2 separate regions of the Homo sapiens genome follow, and region 2 is linked to region 1. The links are chromatin contacts, found by Hi-C or POLR2A ChIA-PET in ENCODE. All regions are on one chromosome and are shown on one strand. The core of a region is the stretch at or near the end of the contact, and the rest is flanking DNA. Distances in the headings are between cores, read along the strand shown.

Evidence for each region. Hi-C counts contacts between places; a loop is a spot of excess contacts on that map. ChIA-PET counts read pairs that join two places held with the same protein, here RNA polymerase II (POLR2A). Pooled maps may share reads with other maps.
Region 2: a loop to region 1 is called in a map of OCI-LY7, with 2.4 times the contacts of the local background. The contact joins the promoter of DCK here to the enhancer-like site in region 1. A Hi-C loop is called at or near these places in 2 of 168 maps with a recorded cell type or tissue (DLD1 and OCI-LY7), 9 of 37 single-sample maps with no recorded cell type and 5 of 50 pooled maps. POLR2A ChIA-PET finds 5 or more read pairs at or near these places in 3 of 52 experiments (GM12878, H1 and OCI-LY7).

What each region holds. Positions count from the first base shown.
Region 1 is chr4:70,750,258-70,757,138 of GRCh38, reverse strand. All of the region lies in intron 1 of RUFY3 (RUN and FYVE domain containing 3), which reads right to left. Among named protein-coding and RNA genes, the nearest start is that of RUFY3, 32 kb to the right of the region's middle. Within about 2 kb of position 2,523, at least 3 of the 41 ENCODE cell types and tissues checked have a DNase peak (open chromatin) inside an H3K27ac peak, as active enhancers do; they include OCI-LY7, where a contact is called at or near this core.
Region 2 is chr4:70,990,133-70,997,013 of GRCh38, reverse strand. DCK (deoxycytidine kinase) reads right to left here and starts at 3,365. Exons shown (of 7, transcript NM_000788.3): 1 at 3,088-3,365. The coding sequence starts at 3,178. RefSeq lists an enhancer at 2,940-3,119 and a silencer at 3,290-3,629.

The DNA.
Region 1 (6,881 bases), core at 1,274-3,773:
ACCATGCCCGGCTAATTTTTTTTTTATTTTTTGTAGAGACAGGGTCTCCCTATGTTGCCCAGCTGGTCCCAAACTCCTAAGATCAAGTGATCCTCTCACCTCAGCCTCCCAAAGTAATGAGATTACAGGCATGGGTCGCCATGCCCAGCTAATTAAAAAAATTTTTTTTTTGTTAAATGACATAAACCTATTCTATGGAAATGTTAGTTTTCTACATTTCTTAAAACTAAGATAATTGATGTCATTAATTTAGGGTTTCAGGCAGGCTGTAAGCATAATACAATTTCCTCTGACATTGGGTGCACTTCTGTGGAGAAGACTGAGAAGTACTGCAACTACACTGCAGTAAGAACTCCAACAATGGTATATACAGGATACCAGGGGAATATGCATAGGAGAAAGGTATCTGACCTGGCTCCCTATTTTTCCTTCAATTTTAGGGGCCCCGTGTGTTTCTATAAATCCTCAGAGGATGAGACTTTTGAGTTCAATCTTAAAGGATAAAAAGAAAGGAGTCACGTAAGGAAGGGGTAGCAGTAGAGATGTGAAGGGAACAGGATGGAAGGAATAGCTTAGGTAAAGGTACAGAAGTATGGAAGAACATAACATACACAGAAGAAAAACAACACTGAAAAAATGCCAGGGGTTTAAGTATTAGAGATGAGACAAGAGAAAGAGACAAGGGCAGACTGCTAAGGACCTTGTTTAAGGAGTACAGATTTCACCTTAAAGTCAGTGAAGACTTTAACGTGGGATGTGATGTCACAAATTTGAATTTTAGAGAAGCCATTCTTGCATCCTTTTGGAAGATGATTGGAAGGGTGCATGAACTCAAAGCTGAGGGGCAAGTAAGGGTCTACTGCAATGGCAGAGGAAAATAAATAATAAAGGGTAGAACTAGAGCAGTGGGGCTGTATGGAGAAGAGGGAGTCAGCATGGAGAGACATTCTGGGGTAGAACGTTAGCATTTCATAGCTTGACTATCTGGACATAGTCAAGGAGAATGGAGAGTAACTTCCCTATTTGTAGTTTTGGCGATTAGATGGACGATGGTGCAGATCACATTGGTGGGGAATACAGCAAGAGCACTGGACTAAAGAAATCATGTGGAAGTGACTATAGTTAAAATAATACATTATGTTGACTGGTTCTCAAATCAATGTTCTTTTTTTCCTTTTTTTTTTTTTCGAGACAGAATCTCGCTCTGTCACCCGGGATGGAGTGCAGAGGCGTGATCTCAGCTCACTGCAAGTTCCGCCTCCCAGGTTCACGCCATTCTCCTGCCTCAGCCTCCTGAGTAGCTGGGACTACAGGCACCTGCTGCCACGCCCGGCTAACTTTTTGTATTTTTAGTAGATACGGAGTTTCACTGTGTTAGCCAGGATGGTCTTGATCTCCTGACCTCGTGATCCGCCCGCCTCAGTGTCCCAAAGTGCTGGGATTACAGGCATGAGCCACCGTACCCGACCTCAATGTTCTTTCAAAAAGCATGTGATTCTTCACTGTATCTCTTCAAGACTGCTAATTTCCATATAAGGGTATTTTAATAAACTTTACAGAGTCATGTAGCTCATTTAGTTAATAGTGATGATAAAAGTGATCTGAAGTCATATAGCTAACAGTGACAGTGAGTCATATTGTTCTGAAAACAAATCATGTCACCAAGGTGCCATTTTATCTTCTTATAATGCAATGACTAATGTTCATACAGCAAAATCTTGAAATGTTTTCTAAATAATTGAAGGAAAAGAAAGATATATTTAATATTAGTATTAAGTATGTTATATGCAATTCTTGGCAGAGAATAATTGATATTAATATGTAGCACAATCATAGTTATTCTTCAGAATTTTCTTATTATCTAACAGATTAAAGCTTTTATCTTATATAAGAAACAAAATGGTTATCACACAGAAGACTTTTCAAAGATGTGTAAAAGCTTTTGGCTGGGCGCAGTGGCTCACGCTGGTGGCTCACGCGGTGGCTCAGGGAGGATCATCTGAGGTCAAAAGTTTGAGACCAGCCTAGCCAACACAGTGAAACCTCGTCTTTACTAAAAATACAAAAATTAGCTGGGCATGGTGGCAGGCGCCTGTAATCCCAGCTACTAGGGAGACTGAGGCAGGAGAATCGCTTCAACCCGGGAAGCGGAGGTTGCAGTGAGCCAAGATCACACCACTGCATTCCAGCCTGGGAGATAGAGTGATACCCCCGTCTCAAGAAAAAAAGAAAAAAAAAAAAGCTTTAATATGAGATTAAAAACAACAAACTAACAGAAACATATAGAAAGAAAAGCTTACTCTATGTTGGGAATGACTGAAGAACAATAATTTTAAATAAATCTATTTTGAACTTTTGCAATAATTGTTCTTAGAGTATAAAACTGGACAGAAAATGAGTCCTTGATTGTGAAAGAAAGAAGTGAAAGTACTAAAAAGACCTTAGCGTATAAAACTGGACAGAAAATGAGTCCTTAATTGTGAAAGAAAGAAGTGAAAGTACTGAAAAAGACCTTGTAATAAAACACCATTTAGTTAGCCTGATGACACTTATTTGTATGAGACAATCATGAACTTTTATTCTATCCTCATTTACAAAAAAAAAAAAAAATTATAATAGAGTCTTAGGACCCTTAGAATATCTATATATCTATATCCATAACTATATCTATCTATTCTTAATGGCGTCTCAGGTATCATATTTCTACTCAATAATAAGAAAATTTACTTAAGTAACATTTTCTCTGGATTGAAATCTGTTAAAGGGGTTAGTCAAAAAAATTAACCAGCCAGGCTTGGTGGCTCACACCTGTAATCCCAGCACTTTGGGAGGCCGAGGCAGGTGGATTACCTGAGGTCAGGAGTTCGAGACCAGCCTGGCCAACATGGGGAAGCCCCATCTCTACTAAAAGTACAAAAGTTAGCTGGGTGTGGTGCCAGGCACCTGTAATCCCAGCTACTCAGGAGGCTGAGGCAGGAGAATCACTTGAACCCGGCAGGCAGAAACTGCAGTGAGCCAAGATTGTGCCATTGCACTCCATCCAGCCTGGGCGACAACAGCAAAACTCCATCTCGAAAAAAAAAAAAAAATTAACCATAAATTTACTTGTCCTCATTGCTACCTTTTCTTGGTAACAGTATAATCAATGATGAACTTCACTGAGTTAGGACTTGTCATCAGAAAGGATTAATATACTCATCCATGGAGCCAATTAACCTATTATATGACTTCAGGCAAGAAATCTCACCCCTTTGAAGCTTCAATTTCCTCATCAGTAAAATGAGAGGGTTGGGCTTGTTCAGTTTTTTCCCTTGGAAACCATGCACATTCATAATAGTCATAATGACATATAGCAGCACTGATTCTCAAAGGGAGAGACATATTAATATACCTGGAACCAGAGAAATGACATGTTCTGTTTGGAAAATCCCACAAATGATTGATACCAAATGAACTAGATCCTTTCTACTCTCTGGTCTCAGAACATCAACACTGGCATAACCAGGAAAGCTTTTAGACAAGGGAAGCTGTAGACTTCAACACTACCACTGAATCAGGTTTTGCACTTTAACTAGATCCCCAAGCAATCTGTATGTGCATTAAAGTTTGAGAAGCACTGGCCTAGATCACTCTCCTAGCTAGCATATTATAATTCCATGATTTCACAGTTGGCTTCATCAAGGGCAACCAACATACATGTATATAAGTAGAAAGCCCTAGGAGGAAGGAAATAATAAAGATTAGATCAGAAATAAATTAAAAAGCAAAAACAACTACTGAGAAAAATCAATAAAATCCAAAGTTGGCTCTTTGACAAGATTAACAATACTGACATTTAGCTAGACTGATCAGTAGAAAAGGGAGAAGATTCAAATTACTAAAATCGGGAATGAAAGAGGGGACAGTAGTATTGACATTACAGAAACAAGGATTATAAGGGAATACTACGGACAACTGTATGTCAACATATTAGATAATCTAGACAAAATGGACAATTTCTTAGACACAAACTACCAAAACTGACATAAGAAGAAATAGGAAATCTGAACAGACCTACAAGTAAAGATCCTGAATTAGTAATAATAATAAAAAAATAGCATACAGAGGAGGCCAGGACCAGATAGTCTCGTTGTTAAAATCTACCAGTCATTTAAGGAATTGACACCAATCCTTGACAGACTATTCCAAAAATTAGAAGAGAGAACTTCCGAACTCATTCTATGACACTAATATTACCTTGAGACCAAATCAGATAAAGATATCATAAGAAAACTATAGATCAATACTCCTTATGAATACAGACACAAAAATCCTTAACAAAATACTGGTAAACCAAATCCAGAAACATATAAGAAGGATTATATAACTGGACCAAGTGGGATTAATCACAGAATGCAAGGTCGGTCCAACACACAAAACTCAATCAGTGTAATACACCAAATTAACAGAGTAAAGAAAGACATCACATGGTCATTTCATTAGAAGCAGACAAAGTACTTGACAAGTTCCAATATCCATTAATGATAAAAACATTCAACAAACTAGGAAGAGAAAGAACTTCCTTAGCTTGACAAAGGGCATCTACAAAAAACTCACAGCTAACAAACTTGATGGCAAAAGACTGAAGGCTTTCTCAAAGATCAGGAACAAGACAAGGATGCCCACTTTTGCTACTTCTAACCAAATTGTATAGGCGAGTCTTGCCAGGGCAAGTAGGCAAGAAAAGGAAATGAAAGGCATCCAGTTTGAAAAGGAAGAAGTAAAACTATATTTGCAGATGACATGATCTTGTATATAAAAAATCCTAAGGAATCCACACACACACACACAAAGTATGTACATAAAATGAGTTTGGCAAGGTTGTAAGGTACAAGATCAATACACAAAAATTAATTATATTTGTATACATTAGCAACAAACAATTCGAAAAAGAAATTTAAAAACAATTCCATTTACAATAGCACCAGAAAAATATTTACCAATAAACTTAACAAAAGAAGTACAAGACTTGTACATGGAAAACTATAAAACTTTGCTGCAAGAAATTTTAAAAGATCAGGCTGGGCGCGGTATCTCACGTCTGTAATCCCAGCACTTTGGGAGACCTAAGTGGGTGGATCACTTGAGGTCAGGAGTTCAAGACCAGCCTGGCCAACATGGTGAAACCCCATCTCTACTAAAATTACAAAAATTATTATTTGCAACAAATGGTGGTAGGATAATTGGATATCCAAATGCAAAATAATTTTTTAAAAAGCTCAAAATAGATCTGAGACCAAAGTGTAAGAGCTAAAACTATAAAACTCTTAGAAGGAAACACAGGTCTAAATATTTTATAACCATAGGCTAGGCAATGGTTTAGCAACAAAAGAAAAAATAGGTAAGGTGGACTTCATCAAAAATAAAAACATTTGTGTTTCAAACGACATCATCAAGAAAGTGAAAAGACAACCCACAGAATGGCAGAAAATATTTGCAAATCAGATCCAATATCCAGAATGTATAAATAATTATTATGATTTAACAACAGAAGAGAAATAATCCTAGTAAAAAAGAATGGGCAAAGGCTTGAAATATACATTTCTGCAGAGAAGATAGACAAATGGCCAGAAAGCATATGAAAAGATGCTAATTAGAGAAATACAAATCAAGATGAGATACCTTTTCACACTCACTAGGATAACAATAATAATTATTCATTGAAGCAAATGGTATTAGCAAGAATGTGGAAAACTGGAAACTTTTGTGCCTTGCTTGTAGGAGTGTAAAATGGTCCAGCTGCTTTGGCAGTCTGGCAATTCTCCAAAAAATTAAACATATGAGTTATTTGACCCAGCAATTCAACATTTTCAATATGAAAACATGTCCACACATCATAAAAATGCCAACAATAGACACTGAAGACTACTAGAGGGTGGTGGGAGGGAAGCAGAAAAACTAACTGTTGGGTACTATGCTCACTACCTGGGTGACAGGATCCATCATACCCCAAATCTCAGCATCACACAGTATACCCATGTAACAAACCTGCGCATGTAGCCCCTGAATCTAAAACAAGAGCTGAAATTATTTAAAAAATATATCCACACAAAATGTATGCATTAATGTTCACAGTATTATTCATAATTTGCCCCAAAGTGAAACAAGCCAAATGTCCACCAACCAATAGACAAAATATGATATGCCCATACAATATTATTAATCCATAAAAAGAAATGAAGTTACGATACATGCTACAACATGGATAACCCTTGAAAACATATACTAAGTGAAAGAAGCCTGACACAAAAGACCACATATTTTATTTTTGTTTATATAAAATGCCCAGAATAGGCAAATCTATGGAGAGAGACATATGTAAATACTTGAAGAAGCCCCTCAAAAAAAAACTGCAGAGACAGAAAATAGACTAGTGGTTGCCAGCGGCTGGGAGGAGGAAGAATAGAGAGTGGTTATTAATGGGTACAGAGTTTCTTTTTAGAAAAGGTGATGAAAATATTCTTCGATTAGAGAGTGGTGATGGATGCACAGCTTTGTGACTATACTAACCACCACTGAATTGTACACTTTAAAGTGGTGACCTTTATGGTATGTGAATTGTACCTCAATAAGGCTATTATTAGAAAAAAACCACTAAAGTTTTTAGACATAATAATAATATATAACTTGTATGTTTCTTGATTCAAATAAACCAACTATAAAAAGACATATTTGAGACAATCAACAGACTTTGAAAATGGGCTGAGACACTATAAGACTTTGTTGTTAATTTTGTTAGCTCTGACACTGAAGGATTTACAGGTGCTGAGATGTAATGTTTGGAGTTTGCTTTAAAATGCTCCAGAAACAAAAATGGAGGTATTAGATTAAATAAGATTGGC
Region 2 (6,881 bases), core at 2,116-4,615, 240 kb before region 1:
TAACACATCTAGTTCCTTAACTTATTGGGGCAAAGTGGGAGCTAGAAAATAAGCTAATTAATAAATTAATTTTCTATGAAGGCAAAGGAGAACAAGAACCAAAGACACTGATGTTAATACTTTAAAAAGTCATGGAAACTAACAGAATTCCTAATGCCAAGCAGGCATTATAATGCTGAAAGTCATTCTGAACAGACTATTAAGATGAGAAGCAGGTAAGTCCTCCATCAATCTAACATAAGGGAACATTTGAGTAACACAGAACATAAGAAGATGGGTTATATAAATATAAAACTAAAACGACCAAGTAAAGTTCAAATTCTAGGAAAAATAGAGGAATTGCAAAATAGTTTACGCACAGCTTAACAATTTGTGCATTTACAGCTTATTTGGATCTGGCAAATAAGGTGAAGGAGACATGAACAAAAGTGCAAGACCAATAATGAACAGTAACTAACAAAGTCTCAGTGTCAGGGAGACGAAAAATGGCAAGGAACATGCTCCATCTAAACACCAATTGTTGTCATACAGAAATGCAGGCCCGGTGTTAACAGATCTTCAGATTTTTCAAAAGAAGCCAAGAATCTAATTGTTTATGGGAAATCTCAAAACGTTTTCGAGTTAGCAACAAATTTAATTTTTTTTTCTTTAGACACAGGGTCTCACTCTGTAGCCCAGGCTGTAGGGCAGTGGCACAACCACAGCTCACGGCAGCCTCAAACTATAGGTCTCAAAGATCTCCACCTCAGCCTCCTGAGTAGCTAGGACTAAACGTGCATGCTAACACAACTGGCTTTTTTTTTTTTTTTGAGACTCTGTCACCCAGGCTGGGGTGCAGTGGTGCCATCTCAGCTCACTGCAACTTCTGCCTCCCACATTCAAGTGATCCTCCCACATCAGCATCAGCCGCCTGAGTAGTTGGAGCTACAGGCGTGATCCACTGTGCCTGGCCTAATTTTATTTTTATTTTTCTTAGAGACTAGTTCTCACTATGTTGCCATGCTAGTCTCAAACTCCTGGCCTCAAGCAATCCTCCTGCCTCAGCCTCCCAAAGCACTGGGATTACAAGCTTGAGCCACTGGCCAGTAAAATTTTTTTTCAACCTGTGCAGGCCAATATTGTGCAATTGCAGGCTATCAGTTCACAACTACTTTCAGTGTAGGTAAAGGCAAAATCAGTGAAGAATTTTAAGCAGGGGATAACACATGACATTTGCATACAAAAAGACCGTTGCAGAAGTAGTTAAGAGAAACTGGAGATGGGATGATATATTAGGAAATTATTTCAGCTGCTGAAAAGATTAAAGATGCTTTGAGGAAATATTTCTAAATATGATGCTACCTAACTGGATTGGAGAGAGGGAAAGGGGATGAATGTATTGTGGTATTGATCCGAGGGGTTATTCATTCAACTTTACTGTTTTGTTTCTGTGTTTTTAACAGAGTCTTGCTCTGTCACCCAGGCTAGAGTGCAGTAGTGTGATCATGGCTCACTGTGGCCTTGATCTTTGGGCTCAAGCAATCCTCCTGCCTCAGCCTCCTGAGTAGCTGGAGGCACACCAACACATGCAACTAATTTTTTAATTTTTTTGTGGAGATGAGTTCTCACTATGTTGCCCAGGCTGATCTGGAACTCCTGGACTCAAGTGATCCTCTTGCCTAAGCCTCCCCAAATCCTGGGATTACAAGTATGAGCCTCCATGCCCTGCCTCAAATTTACTTTTCAGATGGCTTTGTTCAGCCACTTTCTCCTGTCTTTATATATGGTCTTCTTTATTCAGTAAGCAGCTGTCAGAGATTCCATACTAGTAAACATGCACCCTCAAATAACTTACATTGCTAATTATATCATATGGTCTTTCTACTGGTGCTTTAATTCTGGAGCAATGAAATAAGAAGTCCTCTTTGAGAATGCAGTTTTTCTATTCATTTGAATGCTTAAAGCATCTGCTTGCCTGGCCTTTTTCAAGAAGGTACAGTGCTTTGAATGTGGTAAGAATTTTAAAAAATTTGCTGTATGCATGAATGACCAGCACCCAACCTGGAGCTAAAAAAATTTTTTTTTAAATCTATCAAAACAGGAAGTTTCAGGGGTAGGTTTCCTGTGGTTGGAGATACAGAAGAATCGGACGTTGGTGTGTATCTTGCAAAGTGACAGGCATGGCCTAGTCTGCCCCCCATCTGAGTTAACAGAAACGTTAGTGGTCTTTGAATCATAATCCAATGTTTACTTGGATGTGGAGTAAGGGGTGAGGAACTCCATGCTATTAAGATCATTAAAGACCTCTTTGCTTGTACTCGAATGTTTCGAGTTTCGTTAATAATATAGCTAAAACAATGCTTCGCTAATAATATAGCTAAAAAACTGTAAACAACCCTGAGGTCCACAACTAGAAAATGGATAAACGATGGTACATCCATGCAATGGAATACTACTCAGCAATAAAAAGAAACAAACTACAGACACAAGTAACATGAATGAATTTCAAAAGCATTATGCTAAATGAAAGACGCCAGACACAAAAGGCGATATAGCCTATGATTCCATTTATATGGCATTCTGGAAAAGGCAACACTTGCAGGGATAGAAATCAAATCAGTGGGTGCCAGGGAATAGGAAGGGTGGAGGGGGCTGAATACAAAGGAGCAGGTAGGAACTTTCTAAGGTGATGAAAATGTTCTGTATCTCGATCATGGTGATAGCAAAAGGCATAATGTTTGTCAAACCTCATAGAAGAGTACACCTAAAAAGGGTGAATTTAATGTAAGTTACACCTCAAGAAATCTAATACCCTTCCCCCGCTTCCCTTTGCGAGTTCCCAACAAAGAGGGAGCAGAGGTTCAAAGCGCGCCTCACAGAGACCGCAGGCCTGGCGCCCAGTCTGACCCCGGGGACCGCAGTCACCCCGTGGAGCGGGAGGTAAGGGAAGGATGCTCTGGGTGGGAAAGGAAGCCGAGGCCGCGTCCACACCGCCAGGCTGGAGGGAAAGCCCTCACCGAGTTGCTGCAGAGAGATGCGGCGAAGGGAAGCTTCAGCCACTGCCGCGACACCCCAGCCTTGCGTCCCACATTTCCGGAGGCTCCTTACCGATGTTCCCTTCGATGGAGATTTTCTTGATGCGGGTCCCCTCAGAGCTGGCTGAGAAAGACGGGCAGCTTCTCTTGGGCGGGGTGGCCATTCCTTAGTCTTGTGGCGGCCCAGAGCTCGTCCGGCAAAGAGGGCTGGGAGGCGGCCACGGGTGCGCGCACTGGAGCTCGCGGCGCCGCTAAGCCAGATCCTGACCTGCCGGGTCAGCTAGTGAGCTCACCGGCCCGCCGGCGGGTGTCGGGGTTTGACTTTGGCGCGCGGAGGCAGCTGAGGACACTGGCGGGCCTGCGGGGCGGCCCCGCCCTCCTCAAGCCGCGCTCCCTAGCTGCCCCTCGGCCCTCGCCCGCCTCCAGCGCGGGTTCCCGCGTGCGCGCTCCGCACGCCAGGTCACGTGAAGGCCGGGGCGGGGCCGCGCGTGTGGCGGAAGGCCTCTACCCCAAGCAGCCAGGCGCCCGGGCAGGGCGCGGGAAGAGGTTCCGGAGTCGGGTGGGGAGGAAGGGTGGACCCCAGAGGCCTGAGGGCGCTGGAGGGCAGAGGGCGTCACCTGCAGTGGGCCGTGCCAGGCTTTGGAAAACCCGCCTCTCTAGTGGGCCTGTTGGAGATGAACAGACGCGTCTGGACAGAACTGGATAGACTTAAAGCTTTGAACTCATCTGGGGAGAAGGCACTGTGTGGTAGGAAAATCAAATGGATTTACTCTGGCTTCTCAGCCTAGAGGAAGACTATCAGGCGAAGTGCCGTCCTTGGGAATCGCACTGCCCACTTAGAGAGCCAGGCTGTTTTCTTCTATGTGCTTTTCATTAATTAACGAAGTCTAGTGCCAGAAATACCGTCATTAGCCCATTTACCTGCCAGTGGGAAAACAGGCACTGAGAGGCTGCTTGTTCCAAGTGTCAAAGTCAGTAAGTGAAACTGGGATGGGAATTTAGGTAGTCAGATGCCACCCACAGGAGGCCTTTCCAGATCTCCCATACCGCTTTCCATTTGATTTGGATGCACGACCATGCTGTATAGAAGTTAGCACGTTGGGTAGGTAGGTTTCTGTTCAGCTGTTAACTCAGCCTGCCCGACACCTGGCACATAGGTAACAAAATGTACTGTATGTTGAATTTTTGAATGCCTACTCATGTGCCATGTACTCTGCTAGAATACTCATCTAGATGGGACAAATGCAGTGTAGGATTTGTCCCAGCTAGATGAGTGCATTTTTAGTCAGGGTAAAGACCTAATGAGGCAAGAGAATAGGGAATTAGGGTAACCAAGGGTTAAGGCATAAGCAAAAGAACAGCAGGTGCAGCAATTTCTAGGCAAGACTAGGCAGCATACAGGCCACACCTTCACTCCTGTGATTACAAGACAGAAGTTTCCACATCGCCTCTGATTGTCCTCGGCCATCTCCATTTCAGCCTCTGATTGGTCGCAGGCCAATCCTTCATAGGGTGCAACCAATTGGACGACTGTAAAGGGCACCTAGGGATTTACCAAATTCTTTTAGCCTAGTAACCCTTAAGAACACTGCAATTGGGACTCTTGAAGCACTTGGTTCGCTTCAATAAATTTGTGCTTTTGTTACTTCGTTCTTTTGTTGTTTTGTCTTTCGTTGCTTCTTTTGTTGCTTTGTTTCTACGTTTTGTTCAATTCTTTGTTCAACACGCCAAAAACCCAGACAACTCAGTCAAGACTTCCCATCCAGTAACACTAATAAACCGGATATTACCCAGTCTGGAAGTTATCTGGTCCAAATTGTCTACAGAAACCAAAGGCCTTGCTATTCTTTTTTACATTGCAACTATCATCAGACCTGAAATGCATCTAAATGTGTAGCCAGAAGGGGAAAACGGTGACTCCATCCTCAGAAATAAAGAGCAGAAATTAAAATGTGAATCCTCGGGGATCACATTTTCCAGGATTAAACAGCAAGAATCATTCTATGTAACTGCCCTATATTATTCTGTTATGCAATTATTTTGTATATATTACTTTTACTTATCCCTATAGTGATTAATAGCAAGATCCTAGGAATATAAGAGGCCTGAAGAGTTGTCATCAGGTATAGCAAGGAAGTTGGGAGAAAGGTGCTGCGGAAGCTAATAGGTATCACATTTCACAGCCAAGCTTGGGGGAAAACTCATGAAATGGTAAGAGTACTGGCAGCTACCGAGAGGAGGAAGGCAAGTCTCTTGAGACCTTCAACAGGAAAGCAGAGCTGGTCCTGGATGGATGTCATAAAGAGGCTTGGGGTTAAGGAGTAGAAATCTCCAAGTGTGGTTTCCACAAAAAAGACCCACACAAGAAGTATCTTACAATGATGAAGAGTTTAAGCACTGGAAAATGAAAGATTTCAAACACCAGTTCTACCAGTTTCTGGCTGCAAAAACTTGAATTCATCTGAGCTTAAGAGTATACTTTGAAAAATACAAATGTGGGAGGCCGAGGCAGGTGAATCGCTTGAGCCCAGGAGTTTGAGACTAGCCTGGGCAACATGGCAAAACTCTTGTCTCTACAAAAAATAGAAAAATTAGCCAGGCGCCTGTAGTCCCAACTATTTGGGAGGCTGAGGTGGGAGAATTACCGAAGCCAGGGAGTCAAGGCTGCAGTGAGCCAAGATCATGCCACTGTACTCCAGTGAGATCCTGTCTCAACTAACAACAACAAAGTAAATGGGGGAAGCAAAGAATCTAGCTTTTTTGGCATTAAGTCCAGCATAATTTCCCATTTTCCTACATGACCTGGGGGTAACACAAGGAGAGAACAGAGAAAAGCACTTTTCAAAACATCTTGATTTTTGGTCCACAATCTCTTATCTAAAACCCTGGCAGCCAGATGTTTCAGAATTTAAAACTTTTAGAAAAGATTTTTAGAAAAGAAATTCTAAACTTTGGAACTGGCTGGACGCAGTGGCTCTTGCCTATAATCCCAGCACTTTGGGAGGTACTCTGGAATGCTTGAGCTCAGGAATTCGAGACCAACCAGGGAAACATGGCGAAACTAATAGAAAAAATACAAAAATTAGCTGGTTGTGGTGGCACACACCTGTGGTCCCAGCTACTCAGGAGGCTGAGGTGGGAGGATGGTTTGGGCCTGCAAAGTTTTAGCTTTAGTAAGCTATGATCGCGCCACTGCATGCCAGCCTGAGTGACACAGCAGCAAGACCCCGTCTCAATAATAAAATTTGGAATCGAAACTTTAGAAACGATACAGTGCATATACTGTATATTAATTATTAAGTAAGCACCCCCACTCCCCCTGCAGAGGTGTTAAATCAAATGCACTAATATTTTGCAGTGAAACAAAGAGTGTTAACATGAAGTGGGATAAAGACTATTAACATCTGGTCAGAATAAGTTTGCACTGAATTCAAAAAAAATACCTTTGGGGCCAAGCACGGTGGCTCACGCCTGTAATCCCAACACTGTGGGAGGCCGAGATGGACAGATTACCTGAGTTCAGGAGTTCGAGACCAACCTGGCCAACATGGCGAAACCCTGTCTCTACTAAAGATACAAAAACTAGCCGGGCGTGGTGGTGTGTGCCTGTGGTCCCAGCTACTCGGGAGGCTGAAGCTGGAGAATCGCTTGCACCCGGGAGGCGGAAGTTGCATTAAGCCAAGATCATGCCACTGCACTCCAGCCTGGATGAGAGTGAGACCCCGTCTCAAAAAAACAAACAAAAAAATTTTGGTTTTCTGAGCTTTTCAGGTTTTGAAACTGCAGATAAGAGACAGGATACAGCGCACCCAGCCAGTCATGATCGTGCTGCCACCTAATCCTTTCTTACCAGAAATTTTACTACTC